Linked DNA regions of Mus musculus: region 1 is linked to region 2. A link is a loop called in an ENCODE intact Hi-C map of the cell type or tissue named here. Cell type or tissue: left cerebral cortex. All regions are shown on one strand. Links, peaks and the distances in the headings refer to the core of each region. The heading gives the core; the rest is flanking DNA. Region 1 overlaps Tmeff2 (transmembrane protein with EGF-like and two follistatin-like domains 2). Region 2 overlaps Tmeff2 (transmembrane protein with EGF-like and two follistatin-like domains 2).

Region 1 (5,388 bases), core at 232-5,231, 140 kb after region 2:
TCACAGAGGGCAGGCACCTGCTCTGGTGGACTTAAACTTAGCTTTTATTATCAGTCAACAGCTAAATTGTTATCCATGTATGCTACGTCTTAGTTGAACCTTAAGTGACCTTTTCATTTCTTCATAACCAATAGTAATTACTTTCGTGTGGTCAAAGAGAGGTCTGTCTCTGAGTTGCAACATCTCAATCATTAGCTATTGGTGGTTATGATTTTTCAAGCTGTAAGCAGTTTGCTTTCTTGTCTACATCTCTAAGGTAAAAATAAATAGTTACAATAGTGTATTAGCTCATGTTTTACAAAACTGCTTCAGTTGTGATATACATTTTTAATATAATAATCTGACTGCACTATGATGAAATGTTCTAGAATGAATGAACTCATAAAAATTCATTGGTAATGCCTGTTCCTCAATTAAGGAAAGTCTGTCTATGAAGCTTAGGAGAATTGCTTGTAATGAGTAGAAAGCTCAATCATGTTTCCCACAATTATTGCAGCTAACACTTGCATTTGGATTGTGCAGACTGTCAATTTAAGCTATCTTCCAAGGACAGGCTCTACTGACCTTCTGTGCATTGGTTCCCTCGAAAAGAAAAAGGTCCTGATTTGTAGGATTCTGTGACTATTTCATTTGGAAAATTTGCAAAGGAATTTGTCCAAATATAACAAGTATTTTGAAGAGTGTTCTTGATCTGAAAGGTTTCACGGTTTCACAGTTTTCTTACATTATGAATATCATGGAAGTGGAAAATGAGGTTACCAGAATTGTAATTATGTACTTGATTGACAGCCCATGGACAAACTTGAGATCTCTGTTCCCCCAGGCTTGCATTTCCTTTGCCTTGTCCTTCTTATACCTCATGCATTAAGGAATTGTGACAATTGCAGAACATCTCTGGGGTCCTTATTACACTGCCTGTGATCTCCCTGCCTAAGCAGAGCTGTGTGGTACATCGTGGATGATCAGATAGGCTTTTCACAAGGCAGTTTACTCTTTGTTAATATTGAAGAACGTTACAGCAAGTGATCTGAGGGAATCTAAATGGCCGAAAGACACATTTAAAATTATATATATATTTTGGTTCCAAGGCCATTGCAGAGTAAAAGCATGGTACAAAATTAATCTAGCCAGTTAGAGAGTGCAAGAAACACAAAGCATCTGCTGGCCGCCTCTGGAAGAAAACAGTGGCGTTTGTCTAGACTTCATGATTCATTTTTGGCATACGTTGTTACTGCTGGAAGCCAAATTATCACAGCCTCATCTAACAGATTACCTCCCAGGAAGATTTTTAAACATGTGTGGCTTTTTAAAAATTGAAACAAGTGTATTTTTAGATTATCTTCTGTGTCTAGGAGGTCCCTAAGATCCAAAACATCTCCATATATATATAAAACCAAAAAGACTGGCAATAATGAACTAGAGACCTGCTTATTTTTCTCCATCTCCCTGCACCACAAGCAAACAATCTTTTGATGCCCATGGCTTCTAAGCCTCTAATTTTGCTTTCAAATCCGGCTCATTGTCTTCTAGAGTTTGCTGAGTTGAAGGGAGCTGGGAACCCCAGAATGGCATCCAGAGGACGCTTTCTCCAGAAGCTCTTCCCAGCCTGGTGAGTGTATTTCAGTTTCACGTCAACATTTATTTTCTTCTGCAACTTAATTTGCACAGAAGCAAGCAGTACTCCTCTGCCTCCAAAAATACGTGTGAGTGGGTGTGTGTACAAGGAGAGGCTAGCAGAGTGAGTGGGGTGGGGGAAGCATTGAGGGAAGCTCAGCTTGTGCCTGTGCTTACCTTCAAACTTCTGTATGAGAATCAGGGCCGTGGAGCTCTTTTGTGAATGGGCTATTAGTGTTGCTATTTCTTAGGCAACAGAGTTCTGAATGTATGAGATTAAGACAGGGAAGAAGTAGAAGCAAGCACTGCATGAAGAGCCTGGGTTTCATTTATGAATTCCATCTCTACTACACCAGTAAACTCTCCTCTGCCTTGAAGCTAAGGGTGAAGGCAGTAAAGGATGCACATACTCCTGCGCAACAGTAAATGCACTAGACTGGAGTATGTCAGAACATCAGCTTCCCACCACAGATGCATGTAATAACAATTCCATTCTGCACTCACAACTATGTACTTTCACATGACTATAAGTTGATTCATCTATTGAACAAGTGATGCAATGAAGGCAAAATGCCACCTAGCCCATCACTAACTGCGTTCAGCTTTTGTTCCCTATGTGGTCTCTGCTGTACTCCCTAATCCAAAAGACTCATCACAGAACAATTCCTTGTAAGTCTCTGATGCCAATATTTTGTTGCCATTCACCTTTTGTGCTGATGTTAGTAAGCCCCACTTGTTTTGTTTATCTTGCATAAATAAAAATATACTATTAAAAATTTAGTTGTGTAAATCTCTTCCAAATGTAAAATCAGTTAACCTATTATATTTTTTAAAAAATACAGACAGGATAGTGAGACATAGACATTATTAATTATAAACTACAAGCTTACATTGACCAGAAAATTAATAGAAACTCTGGTGTAGCAAGTGCCAGACATGTCCTAGAAAATAGGGATCAATGTTGAAATCATCACAGTTCATTTGTCTTAAGTTTTTATTGTGCATCTTGGACAACACATTCAACTACTCCTTCCAACACTGTCCTGTCCAAGACTATTTACAAAGTTTAAGCAACAAACCTATGAAGCAGAGACCCGAGTGTGTGTGTGGTGTCTCCCATAGTGCACAATTAATTATTCCACAGCAGGACACAGAATAGCAATATCTTGCCTTTATGATACATGGACAGTTCTCTGCAACCCACTAAGTTTCCTTCTGGTTTGACTTTATTCCCCAAAGTGTCTCAGACTTAAGGAACTGGTATTGTTCCCTTCAACACAGTCCACTGTCTAAACAGTGCCTCACTGTTTATTTTTACATTGGCTCCTATGAAAATCCCCAGACAGTAAGCAGATGGTGGTGGCAAGAATCTTGTCTCTGTGATTCCCTTGGCAGCTTCTCTTTGTCTTGAGTTCCAGGTCCTCATTAGTCCATACGCTTGTAGAAAAGGCTCACTCCAGCATGTCAGGTTCGCATTTTCGTTCTTTTTAAGGAGATGAGTATTAGATGGGTTACATAGTATTATTTCCTTTGAGTTGGTCTCTTCTAAAGATGATGCAGTACATGGTTTTAATATCAGCATCACTTTGCTAAACTTTTCTGTGATTCCAGTGTCCGGTAACATCCAAAGAGAAACATTAATTTGTTATATTTTCATGATCCTTATAACTACTAAATGTGAATTTATTTAGAAAAATAAAAAATATATTATTGACGTGTAAATTTTAGTATATCCAGATTCACGTCAAGGAACAAATGTGATGTTAAAAGAACTCTGGCAGGCTCATGCTAAGGTGGATTTGTTATTCTCAGGCCTGGGACTCTGACATTAAGTCCTAAGACTTAAGCACTCTTTACTCGTTCCCTCAAGGCTTCCTCTACTCCACACCAAAGAAATAATTTTTTTCCACACACTTTGCCTACATTTAGATCTGCCATCCTTGGGTAATGTCCCGAGAAGCTGCATTATTAGAAGGAAGGTAGATGTCTTATTTCCATGGAGGGCATAAGAAATGTACGCTTTACAAAGGTTAGCCCAGACATTCTCTAACATTCAGCCAAAGGGAGTCTGAATGGAATAAAATGGTAGGTGCTCCCCACGGAATGAAGGTAATTGTTCAGAGCCTTTGTGAACCATATTCTTAAAGAATTAAAAATGGGTTAGGAGGAAGATATTAAGGTCCCATAATCACAAGGAAGAAGGAGCAATCTGGAGAAGGATGAGTTACCCACCAAAGAATAGAGCACTTGTACATAATCAGAAATGAAGCACACCAGGGATCTGCCCATTTTTATTACACAATACTCACTAATCTGTATTGTTTAACTCAGTGCGGGATAAGCATGACAGAAAGTCATGGCAAAGAGCTCATTTTGACATTGTAAATACTAAATCTCACCAACAGACAGGATGACTACTCACAGGTTCTCTGAAAAAATTATAGGAGCATCATTTTCTTTAACTGGCTAAAGTCAGCACTAAATCAAATATTATGCTGTAGGTTATTTTATAGCTAGTATACTATCTTATTGATATTGTATTTAATTGCAATTTGCAATTTACCATCATTTTTAACCTCATGGAAGGTAGTTAAGCAAGAGAAAAACCATGATAGTAGTTAAAACAACAGTATCTTACAGAAGAAATTGGATGTTGCTACAAAAGTCATGAGTGGCCAGAAGGGAGGAGAATTACATTACCAATTGATTGGCTTATCTACTGTTATAAAGCCACAGTATCTATGAACTTCATTAGCACGATGCCCTCACATGGTTGAAGGCCACCTGTTTTATATTATACTCCCCTACATTATATAGATAGCCATCCGTTTTAGCAAAGATTACAGACTGAGCAATTGGAAATTATTTAATCAGGTGAGCCACTTGATCCATTAATGGTATCTGGTTTATGTCAACTAGCAATTGTTATTTGCTTAATACGTACTCATAAGAACAGTTGTAATAACTTCTGGGCCATTAGATTAAAAGGATAAGAAGCACTGAAAATTGTTTTATACTGTCATAAACAAAAATGGCAAAACTTAAATATAATCAAACATTATTTCAGTGTCATAAAGACAAACAGTAATGTCATTGCCCGTTAGAATCCTAGTATTGAGATTTGTGCATGAAGACAATAGCCAACTTCTTGTCTCGTGTCTAAAACTAACAACTGTTAAGTTTAAAATTTTTCATCAAAACTACACAACTTATAGTTAAATATTTAAACTACTATTCTTAGAAATAATACTAAAGTTCAATAATTAGTTTAAATGCCAAAGAGACATACTACCTCTGCTTAAAGAAATATATTTCATAAATAGTAAAAAATGTAGTTTAAAAGAAATGATGTCTTCATGTACTTCTTTATGGTACTAAGGGCCTCATGCATGAATGCAAGCACTCTATACAATTCAATTTTGTGACCAGTCTTTTTGATTTAACTAACTTGAACTTTAATGTTACTTGTAATTTAATCAACATCTTTATATCCAAATTTTATATTTCTTTTTAAAATGAAGAAATTTTCATGAACTTTAGTTAAAATTCTATGAGAGTAACTGAAGCAGAATTTTCATGAACATATAAAATACATATTATGCATTCGAATGTAATTCCAGCTTAAGTAAAATGCAGTAGCTCTTATAATCTAAAAAGAGCTATTTTCATGAAAGATGACAGTAATAAAATCTCTTTGGTTGTATATTTTTTCTGGTGATTGAGACATCATACATTTATATAATGTGCTTTGCTAAAATGTGTTCATTACCATTC
Region 2 (5,388 bases), core at 297-5,296:
TTTGATGTTTTTATGCTAGCTAAGTTATTAATCTTGGTACTTTTTTGGTTTGCACTGACTTTGAACTATCTGTATTTTTAAAGTTTAGATAAAGTTTGTAGGAGAAAGAGAGAGAGAGAGAGAGAGAGAGAGAGAGAGAGAGAGAGAGGAGATTCCAGTGAAATAAGGTAATGTTTCTGTAAAGAACTGCTTAAGATTGAAATTACATCTTCACCAAAATGACTTTCAACCAGTGTTTATCACATGAAAGACTCAAATCTGTCTCTTCCCTGTTTCTTCTTTTGGTGTTTGCCCGCTGTAGTGCTGTGCACGAGAACACATGGTGGCATTTTAGTTTGCAAGCTCAACCCAGCCATTCGTCATTAACTTCCTGCAGTTTTACCGGTGAGATCTGATTGCTCTGAAATGAGTCTGGAATGAGGATGTGGCTATGCTGTCAGCCAGGAATAGTTGTGAGTTATTCCCAAATCCTCGGGATGAAGAAGTTTAAGTAAAAATGTTTGAACATTTTGTCTGAGGCTTTCCCCCCCTTAAATATTAGGCTTTAAAAAGTAAGAAATGGTAAAGAAACCCTGCTTTGAAAAACAAAACAACAAAGTAAGAAAAGTCAGGATAGGATTGGGTGTGCCTGAGTGAGTAAAGAGGGCTTGAGTTTGGATCCTCAGAACCCATCTTAAGATAGATACTGTAGCACACACTTATAATCTTGGGGAGCTAATGGAAAGATAGGAGGCAGAGAAGGAAGAACTCCTAGAAGCTAATTCCCTGGCATTATGCAATGGTAAATCATAAGGTACCCTTCTTTAAACCAGGTGAAGGATAAGGATTAACACACATCCGCACAACTACACATCTACACGTTAACACACAAAGACACACATATACAGGCACATACACATAAGCAGAGACTGGGGTTCACAAATGGTTCCCTCACAGGGACGCACGAGGCCTCTTGTTGGAGGTCTTGGTGGGTCTGAGACTTTTATTGCCATCCTTTCCCTCCAACATGGAGCATACATTTGCACTGCTACAGATCTTCCTTAGTTTAGAGCAGACCCATAAGCGATTTTGAGCATTTACTTGGTATCAGTTGCTGTGATCCCAGCTGGCCACAGAGATCACAACAGGAGGAGTTGTGATATCCATAACATAGTGTCATCAGTGCCAGGCCATCTAGGTGTAAAGTAGACACTGTGAGATCCCGGAGGGCTCAGAGTTATGTCTGGAGGATAGTGATGAAGGGCTTCACAGAGGATCTGATGCTAGACTGAGACAGCAATGGTAGAAAGATTTCCATAGATTTCTGAGGGCTTGTGACAAGAGGCTTCTAAGTCCCTTTCTCCTATTCAAGAGTCCAACTAGCATTGGACTCCTCCCATTCTCCTCCACCTGTTGACCTCTGTATGCTCACTGATTTAGTATCCAATATGTCAAAGCCTGCTTCTCTTCTGAAATTCTTACTTCTTGTTGCCTCTAAATAACTGACATTGCCATATCCTTAATGGACCTTGCCGATTTGAAGAGTCACTTTCTAGCTGTGGATGTGTGGCCTCGGGATACCACAGGTGTACCTATGATGATCTTTAAAATGCATCATTTCCTTTCTTCATAGTGACACCAGCAACAGTTTCTGTTTATTCAGTCCATCCTGCTCTTCTGAGTCCCTTGTCGCCTTTGCTGATGCTTCTCTGCTGAAGCCTCTATTAAATGGACTGAGCATTCATCTGCCATCTCCAATCCCCAGCACAGGGCCTAACATAATTATCATCCCATGTATGAAGAAGCCGCCGGGGATCCTAGGTTTGATTTTATAGCATCATCCTAATACCTACTCATCTGTGGATTGCAGATGATTGCTAACTTGCCTGACCCAGTCATCCTTTGTCTTCTAGAATGATTCCTTTCTGATGCTACTTACTGTTTCAGGCTGCTCTCTCCTTCACCTTCTTTACACGCGGTAACTTAATCCCCAACATGCGTGTTCACTTATCTTTGCAATTTAGTGACAAATACATGAGCACAGATCTTTTAATTAGGGCCCTGGCCTAGTTTTGGTATCTGAAATATGCTTAGTGTATAATTGTCTAGACTGAGTTAAAAATCACAATTCCACAAGCCACAGACTCCACCAAGAAAACAGGACCCAGTTAATCACATATACAGAAGAGACACCGTGGGATACAAGAGGAGAGGAAACAGTCACGCTTATGTAATGTTCTGTGAATGAGTGGGTTCTGCTGCCTTCCCTGCTTCAGAAAGCTCTTTCTCCATCCTTTATTCTATTAGTCTAACTATCAGCCTAGCCATCAACCTGTACCTGCTTTCCCCTACTCCTTAATTTTGATTAAAGAACTAATCAGTGTGTGTGCTAATCACAGTCTGTCCATCCAGAGCTGGTTTTTGTCATGTTTGGGACTGCACACAGACTGATGTCTTTTAGTTATATGTTGCAAAATATTAATAGCATCACCATGTATTTTAATTTAAACATATGACAACTATAACTCTCCTCTAGCTTTTAATATTTCTATTTGTTTTCTCTAAAGTATAGATGTCAGTTACTTATTTACCTCATGTTTTAGAAATCTTAGAAATTCTTTTGAAATCTTAGAATACCACTGCAGTAATAAGACATGTTAAGAATGTTAATTTTGTTATATTGCTTATTTAATGTATATGAGTACACTGTAGCTGTCTTCAGACACACCAGAAGAGGGTGCCAGATCTCATTACAGACAGTTGTGAGCCACCATATGGTTGCTGGGAACTGAACTCAGGACCTCTGGAAGAACGGTCAGTGCTCTCAACCTCTGAGCCATCTCTCCAGCTCCTGGATAATGTTAATGTAACTCCTAGTTGTTTGTGGCCAGGATCTGCTCCTCTTTGTTTTTTGTGCTCTCTCTCTCTCTCTCTCTCTCTCTCTCTCTCTCTCTCTCTCTCTCTTTTCTTCAAAATATTCAGTAATACGTATATATAGCCTAAGTGTTTAGGGGACAATTTTTTTGTTGTTTGTGGATCTCAGCCTTTAGCATGGAAACATCCTGAAAAGGTTCAAAAATCTCTGATAATAATATAGGAAAACGGCTTTACATGTTGTCTGTGAGGACAATGTAAATGTGCTATATATCTATCTGGTTAAATAAAATGAATGAGATAAATTTATCTTGTACTTTGGGACATGATAGAAACAAACTCAGTTTATGGATTTTTTGATAAAGTTCATGGCAACATGCTTAAAGCAGCAGTGAGTTCCTTCCTCTCATTTAGTTTTTCATGGTAGAGTTATTTGCTAATGGTGCTATTCTTTTTATTCTAATTAAAACGTCTGCATTCCTGCTCTTAAGCATGGCTGTACAAAATGTTCCTGCTCTTGGCTTTATCTCAGTAGGCTTTAAAAATATTTTTACTGAATCTTTGAAACTTTCATACAAGATACTTTGATCAGTTTCACCCCCACTTTCCCTTGAACTCCTCTGAGACTTCCCCATCAAATTCCATACAACTCCATTTTGTAAGCGTTTTTTTCAGAGTCCAATTCAGGCTGCCCATATATTCCTGTTGCAGGGCTATCCCCTTGTGACTACCAAAGGGCCACATCCATATAGAAAACAGACTTTCCTTCCCCAAATCCATCAATTAGGGGTAGCTCCTCAATTAGGGGTGGGAACTCGTGAGCCTCTTCCCCTGCAAGCTAGCACACTGACTGGCTTGATTTTATGGTAGTTTTGCACAGGCAGGCTCAGTTCATAGCCCTGTCTCATTCACTGTGCCACTCCCAGACCTCTGGCACTTAGAATCTTTCTGCCTCCATTTCTGTAATGGTAGCCTATGAGCTTTGAAGGCAGTGTGATACAGAGGTACGCTCAGTGGCTGAGCACTTGTCCTTTGGACTTTGACCAGTTGTGAGTTCCTTCATTAACTCATTGCATGGAGATATTTTGTGTCTCTCTACCCATTACGCATAGATAAGTGCAATTCTCAGACCTTGGGAGACTTTTTATATTGCATAATCAAATGAGAGGGTTTTTTGTTTGCTTGTTTGTTTGTTATAGTAAATGGCCACTAGAGAAAAATAGTTTTTAAAAGGCTATTCTGAATTACTTCTAGTCAAAAATGCATTTTAACAAAACTTATAAACCAATGACTTACTAACAAATTCAGAGTCAGTGTCAGCTAAGATCTAAAACTGGGCAACACGCTCACTATTTTAACACTCCGGTGAGGACTGTGCAGATGGCTCTGTGGGCAAGAATACTTTCTGAGCAAGAATGAGATCGAATGCCTAGTACCCAGGAGAAAAGTCTGGCTTGGCTGCATGTGCTTTCAACACCAGTATCACTTGGAAATAGCAAGCCCAAATACATTTTTTTCTTCTGCAAGTTGCCTCGGTAATGGTGCTTTATCACAGCGATGGGAGAGACCTGGCTCAAGGATCATGGGTCCATTTCCTTGGAGGCTACATCTTGCCCTGGCTCCCTCCAGTCTGCTCCCCCCCCCCCCGCCCCTCTGGCCATCTAATCCACCAGAGCTTTCGGATGTGCCATTCTGTAGTCAAGCAGGAACTGAGACCTTAGAAGTGTGAGCTAAAATAAGCCTTTCCTCTATTACTAGGTTTCTTTCATATCTGTCACAGCAAACACAACAACATGAAACAAAACAAAGAGCAAACAAGAGAAACTAGACCCACTGTTTCATATTGTTACATAATATCTTTTACCTTTCTCTTTAAATAAGTCAACTTACAGTTGATTACAATGTAAAATGTAAAACAAGGTAGTAATTTTTGTTTGTATTTTTGGGCAGCTCCTGCTCAACCCCTGGCAAGTTTATAATAGGAAAATCATTTGTTTTCCCATGCTGGAGAAAGTATGTCTTAAATATGAAACTTCAATAAGAACGAATGCAATTTAAAATACACAAGCTTTTTGTACAGAGATGTGATGACTTTGGGCTGGGGAGCTGGCACAGTTGGTAGAATGCTTGCCATGCATGTAGGAAAAGCTGACTGCAGCACTCGCATAAACAATGAGCACCTGTTGCATGTTTCTAAGCCTAGTGCCGGGCAGGTGGAGAATTGGGGGATTTGGTACCTTGCTGACCAGTCAGTCCATCCTGTTGGTGAGTTCCAGAATGCAATGGAGATATTACTTTCCCTATGGCTGTGATAAATTAATCTGACGAAAGCAAGGAAGACATCATGTATTCTGGCTCAAGTTCCAGGCATAGCTCATTACTAGGGGAAAATCAGGGAGTCAGGAACTTGAGGCAGCTGCTCCCATTGTATTCACAGCCAGCGAACGATAAAGAGATACTCACGATCATCTGACTTGCCTATTGAAAAGTCAGTCAAGGATCCAAGCCCAGGGACGTGTTGCCTATGCAGGCAGG

Evidence for each region. Peaks named below come from ENCODE experiments on the same cell type or tissue, not always from the same donor. Only the 100,000 strongest peaks of a DNase experiment are listed, where the experiment ranks them.
Region 1: a loop joins it to region 2, with 5 times the contacts of the local background. A loop is called at or near these places in 3 of 42 quality-filtered maps.

The regions. Positions count from the first base shown.
Region 1 is chr1:50,977,125-50,982,512 of GRCm38, reverse strand. The region is part of intron 4 of Tmeff2 (transmembrane protein with EGF-like and two follistatin-like domains 2); the gene reads right to left. Among named protein-coding and RNA genes, the nearest start is that of Tmeff2, 52 kb to the right of the region's middle. In left cerebral cortex, for the core only: no CTCF peak of the experiment used is centred there; DNase peaks (open chromatin) are centred at 1,157, 1,707 and 2,965; H3K27ac peaks cover 1,610 bases.
Region 2 is chr1:51,114,848-51,120,235 of GRCm38, reverse strand. All of the region lies in intron 5 of Tmeff2 (transmembrane protein with EGF-like and two follistatin-like domains 2), which reads right to left. Among named protein-coding and RNA genes, the nearest start is that of Cavin2, 170 kb to the left of the region's middle. In left cerebral cortex, for the core only: a CTCF peak has its summit at 2,699 (motif pointing right); DNase peaks (open chromatin) are centred at 354, 2,205, 4,258 and 5,288; H3K27ac peaks cover 2,047 bases.